Linked DNA regions of Mus musculus: region 1 is linked to region 2. The links are chromatin loops, found by intact Hi-C in ENCODE. Cell type or tissue: left cerebral cortex. All regions are shown on one strand. Each heading gives the region's core, and the rest is flanking DNA. Links, peaks and the distances in the headings are about the cores only.

The links. A loop is a pair of places that touch in the nucleus more often than their neighbours do. Peaks named below come from ENCODE experiments on the same cell type or tissue, not always from the same donor. Only the 100,000 strongest peaks of a DNase experiment are listed, where the experiment ranks them.
Region 1: a loop joins it to region 2, with 5 times the contacts of the local background. A loop is called at or near these places in 17 of 42 quality-filtered maps.

What each region holds. Positions count from the first base shown.
Region 1 is chr12:29,674,690-29,677,606 of GRCm38, reverse strand. The region is part of intron 3 of Myt1l (myelin transcription factor 1-like); the gene reads right to left. C630031E19Rik (RIKEN cDNA C630031E19 gene) reads left to right here. Exons shown (of 4, transcript NR_046080.1): 4 at 1-1,977. Among named protein-coding and RNA genes, the nearest start is that of C630031E19Rik, 10 kb to the left of the region's middle. In left cerebral cortex, for the core only: CTCF peaks have their summits at 1,299 and 1,502 (motif pointing left); a DNase peak (open chromatin) is centred at 1,488; H3K27ac peaks cover 1,062 bases.
Region 2 is chr12:29,881,842-29,884,758 of GRCm38, reverse strand. The region is part of intron 18 of Myt1l (myelin transcription factor 1-like); the gene reads right to left. Among named protein-coding and RNA genes, the nearest start is that of Gm46346, 32 kb to the left of the region's middle. In left cerebral cortex, for the core only: a CTCF peak has its summit at 1,351 (motif pointing right); DNase peaks (open chromatin) are centred at 1,389 and 1,693; H3K27ac peaks cover 2,399 bases.

The DNA of each region.
Region 1 (2,917 bases), core at 115-2,614, 210 kb after region 2:
CTGCTCTTGAAATTTCAAAGAGAAACTCAGGCAGAGAAGCACATGGATCTCTTTCCATAAATATGTTCAGGACTCCAATCAGAAGCACTGACAGAAACAGTTGATGTATACATACATGCATCTATGCATACACACACACACACACACACTCATTTAAGATTTCATCGTATACATTGTGTATGCTACTGTGTCTCATAGGATGTTCCATGCAAACGCATGTGTGTTGACCACACTTCCCACATCTCCCTATACTACCATTTCCTCTCATGCCTCTCCCTGAGTCATCTTTGCTTCACTAGGAAGTTTGCCTTCCACTTTCATATAACATCTTATACTTGATTTTATGTATCTCTATAAAATCTGGGAACCACAAATGACAGAAAACATGACATTTGTGTTTCTGAGATGAACTTGATTCACCTGATATGGTTATCTCTGGTTATATCCATTTCTCTCTCGACAAACGACAATTTCATTTTTTCTTTAGATCTGGAAATTCCCATTGTGCATATATAGCACATTTTTTTAATCTACTCCTCTGTTGTTGAGCACATAGGCTGAGTGAGGGACAGTTGCGTTTTAAAGTGAAACATATTATTGTCTCTAAATATTTGTAAAGCTTCATTTCAAGAGACCTGATTTGTGTTGCAATGGCTTTGAGGAACCTTTTGATACAGCCCATGACCAGAGCAATAATGTTTGGGTTTTCCTCCTCGAACTTTTGTAACCTTACATAAATGAAACCACTAACACCTGCAAAGGATGATCCACCATACAGCCTGCAGTCTGCATGCAGCCCTGGGATAAAGACCCACAGAGACCAGTCTATTAGCACCATGACGTGGGCTACTTAGAGGACTCTGTGAAAAGGCCACTGGGAGCACAGAGCACATCAACAATGGGAGCACAACAGTCAGAGCTTTGCATAGTCACAATCCCAGCAGACATTGCCTCATCTCTGTGAAATTGCTTTGTTATGAAAGATGGCTTTTACCGCCGAAAGGTCCACGGGAGAGTTTACTCACAGATGAAGGGTATAAGGATGCTCACCATTAGATAAATGGATGGCAAATTGTACTAAGAACTAAAAGAGAGACTTTCAGCTTGGCTAATAGATCTGAGTTTATCCTGTGACGTAGGGGTAAGGGGGAATAGACAAACTGCCCTGCTGATATTGAGGCCATGGAAAGGATTTGTGACAGCAACATCATGGGAAGGCACTTTGCTTCGTTGACTGAAGGCTTTTCTAATTCACTGTTTAGGGAGGAGACTCTGCCATGAGCACCCAGGAGTCCTTCCCTGAGAGCTATTTTATACGCCATGCTCCCTGCAGTCAGCACAGGGTCTCCAGTTTGCCAGAGGGCTCCAAGAAAGCCTGTGCTTTTGTCAGAGCTCTGGGTCTCTTAGGAGCCCATTTAGGTGAAGATTACCAGTGCAGAGCCACGTGGCTTAGAGTCCAGGTTTTCAGGGCACCTGCTGCACTTCGAGTGTTCACTGCCCCCTGCTGGAAACTCTGAGGCTTTCGTCTAATTCAGACTATAATGAAGTCACTGTGCTTCCTATCTGAAGGAAACTCAGCCCCTCTTCTTCGCAGCAAATTTCCTTCCTCATATTGACCGAGAATTGATAATTACTGGAAAACGTGAGGATGAAGAGGAGACATGCTCTTCTGCCTACTGTGTTCTTGTGGAAACCCTCCGAAGCGGTGGATGCTCACAGGAGTGCTTCTTATGCCGACAGCCGTGGGCTAATGTCACCGGCATACACATCTCCAAGCACACACTTCGGAAAGGTCAAGGAGGATCACAACTCCGCAAAAGAAGGTGCTGACTTGTGGGAGGCCACCCAGACAGTGCTACCTCCCCACAGCTCCTGTCAGACCAGGCAGCTCCACTGGCAAATTAGGGAACTTGTAGATTCAGGCATCTGATAAAACAGTGCATTTAGCAAGAAAAAAATAAAACAAACTTAATCAAGGCAATAAAGTCACCCTTGCTCTTACCCCTTTTGTTTCTAAGTCGTGTGTGTGTGTGTGTGTGTGTGTGTGTGTGTGTGTGTGTGTGAAAGCACAAAGGAATAGGAAGGAAGCATCTTCACGCTTGCCCAGTGTAAACTCAGGAACACAGAAATGGAACAGCAGCACAAGGGCCTTTGCTTGGTAAACTGATACAAAAGCAAGCATGTATGTATGGGCCAAGATTGGGGAGCTAGAAGGGAGACCATGAAAGGGGAGAAAGAAGTCTCCAGAAAGGGAGAGAAAGAGAGTGATAGAAGCGCAAGACAAGAACTCATGGGGGGGGGGGGTTAGGATGGGGGAGGAAGCAGCAGGAGAGAGTTGAGATGGAGGAGTGAGTAGGAGAAGATATTAAAACAAATATGCATGAACGTCCCATAGTAAAACCCATGATTGTGCATATTAATAAAAAACAAAACAAAACAAAACCTGACAAAACCCCAAAAGTTCTTCAGTTAGTATCTTCATGTGTGCTTTGAGTTTAAAAACAAACATATAGATCAAGGTTTTAGGGACCCTGCAATCCATAGTCAATTGTTGGGTGGTTCCCGTGTATGTGCGGGCCTGGCGTAGAGAGCCTCTGGAGGAAAGGCTCACAATCTGTGGGTTGCAACCTCTTTGGTAAACCTTGACCTCCAAAACTATGTACATTTCAGTTAGTAACAGCAGCCAAATTACAGCTATGAAGTACCAACAGAATAATGTTATGGTTGGGTGGGGGTCACGACAGCATGAGGAAGGGGTCACAGCACGAGGAAGGTTGAGAATCACTACCCTAAAGGGAAGACCTGACCCAATCAGACAAGCCTGGATTTGAGGTCCAGCCTGTGGTCTCTCAGCTCTTGCCCTGACTCTCCCATCTGCACAGAGCTTGGAAGTACACATAGGTGCCATATTTGTACA
Region 2 (2,917 bases), core at 315-2,814:
GTCCGCAGATGCTCCCCAAGGCCTTAGTTTCCCTCTGTTTAGCATGGTTCTGCTTAGCAATGCTGAGGGTGGGCTAGCACGTTAGCTAAGTATAGAGGTGAGACTGGAAGGCTACCCGTGCACAAAAATGAGGCTAGCCCACAAGCCTGGTACACTGTGGCTGGCAGACTAGTCACTCACAGATGTGCTTTCTCCAGACTGGATGACACAGTGCCAAGGAGCAGGTGGGCACACAGGAACTGGACCAGTTTCAAATGTGCGAATGGCAGATTGCCACACTTGGATGCATAAGCAAGTTTCAGGGTTTAGAAATTTTCTAATTTCCCTCTGGCCCCATGAAAGGGAATGTGCATCTCGGTCTCAGGGATAGAGGTCAATATCTTCCACACCACATGTAAGGGTAGAGTTTAATTTATGGCCTGTGTTAGGGGAGGAGCAAAGCCACCTGAATGTCAGGGCAGTGGAGGTGTCTGTGGAGTGCTCAGGTCCACGCAGGAGGAGGTGGACCTTTGAAATAGCCATTGGCTACAGAATAAGGCTGAGATTGTTTGAATGAAACCTACTTGTCAATAACAGCTCTATCCCTGACTGGGGACTGGGTTTGAACAGATTAACTGTGTTAGCCTTCACGTCCTGTGTGATGATAAGGCCTGTCACTCAATAGCTAAGAGAATATTTCCTGAGAAGTGATTCAGTAGGCTTGTTCAGTGGTTGATTTTGCCAATGCTGAGGCACTCACCTGAGAGAAACCATCCTGAGAGATACTGAAAGGAATAACAGTTCTGGTTGGAGGTGTTTCAAGAGACTCTGTGTTTCCTACTCACCAATGACCTACACTCGGCCTTATTTTCTACTGTAGGGAGATTTTAAAGCTCTTCCTAATTTAAAACCTAGTGAAAGTTAATTGAGAGTTTATTCCTTTAACAAGAGTAAGCTCAAATGAAAATGAGGTCTTATATCCAAGAAAGAACAACGATAATTGGCTCCTCCTACCCCCACCTACAAAACCTTTGCAGCAAGTTCTACGTGTTAGGCTGTCCTTTACAAAGGTATAATTTGTCACCTAGTAAGAAAGAGGTTCAAGATGCACTCTTCCTACCACAAAAGAAAAAAATAATTTTCTCACTTTCAGGGTTGTCATTGTTTTGCAGAAGGTTTGCTTTCAGGAACTCGGCCAGGTGAGACCACCTGTTAGCCATGAGGCTGTGGGCCTGCTCACAGCCAGGACGGTAGCTGTGGGGCTAGAGAGCCTCTCTGAGAGGAGCAGAGAAGGGCAGGCCCACTGATTGCTCCTCTCCCCCTGCACTGTTTGAGCTCCTAACTGCTGAAGCGCTTGCTGCCTGCCACTCTCTACCAGCAGGTGGCACCTTTGGGCCGAGAGAGGGAGCTGGGGCTGCTTCACCTGCCCTCCCAGGCATTTATTCCTATCTGACTATTCAAGACTTTAAGGCTTTCTTAAACTCATAGATTTACATATAAAATTTCCCAGCCTTAAGAAATTTCAATATTCAAAACCACAATTTTCTGCAGCCTCAAGTGAGGAGATGAAGATTCCTCTAAAAAAGGGCCCTGCCTCTCAGGCCTCTCCTCCACTCCGGGCCTGGGGGAGGTGTGTGGAATCCACTTTTCCTGTCACGCTGGTAACCATCCCTCTAGGAGCACATCTTCCCAGGAAGGGAGGCCCACGTGGGACAATCAGAGGCAGTCTGTGTGCACAGCTTGGGTTTTTGAAACCACAGAAGAGATGGGCTGGGTTTCCATGGAAACGGCCCTCAGCTCCCTAGGGGGAGGCAATGGCTTGGCTGTCAACACTGAAGTGCTTCTGGCAGGCCAGGGGAGGTTTTAAAGGACACTGTTCGATGGCCCTTCTTGCTTTCCTAACAGCAGCCATGGACAGCAGTAGGGGGGTTATTTTAGGCTTTTATAGTTAAGGATGTAAAGTTTGTTAAACAAAGTGCTTCGCTTTATCGGTATATTTTTTCTCATTACAATGGGAATATGAGTAAGAAAGGAAATGAGGAATAAGTAATCTCATTTCATACTCTCTGCTTCTTAGATTGTGAGACAAAACACCCCGGTCTTCTTGCTATAACCTGGTCTTGTCTTTGTGATAATAAAAGAAAATAATTTTTGGTGGTACATATTGCTCTCTGGCTGTGAACACTGGTCTTGAAGAACCATGACAGAAAAATAATTTTTAAATGTCTTAAATAGTGCTTAACTGGAGAGACATGCAGATTCAGGGGACATCCAGAAGTTCTCAGAGACCATTCTGATCCCAGGGCACAGTCCTCTGCTGCCAGGGAAGCTAACTGCTGCTTACTGGGGTCTGAAACCCCTGGCCACTCTGCCTTCTGTTTTTCTACCTATTTATCATCAAGAAAACACAGAACCTCTTTAAGAACAGCCACTGGCCACACCTACCCAGAGAGTATCAGATATGTCCTCTAACATAGAAAAAAAAATGACTATCAGTATACTGAAATATATAATCTTAAAGTCAGAGAACTCTGATTTAGAAAAAGATGGGACAGTAGCCAGCACACCTCAATTGTGATAGGAATTTGTCCTCAATGGGACTCAAGCCCCATTACACAGCCCCATGTGGTACCCTTTTTATAGAACCATAACCTGGAGAGAGAATAGGAACAGTTACTGACTGACATTGTCTTCCTGGTTAATTATTCATAAGTGTCTAGAAAATCCTTTCTCTATATCATCCCCACACTTTTTAAGAAGACATAGTAAGAGGGTTAAATCAACATTTAGAATTATGTTAAGGAGTATAAAGTATGATGTCATGATAAAATCTCTGGTAACATGTGAGCATGATGCTATGATAGGTGTGTCCCCTGGTAAAGCAAATATGTAGCATTATGATAGGTGTGACCTCTGTTTAAACGAGGATGTGACATCA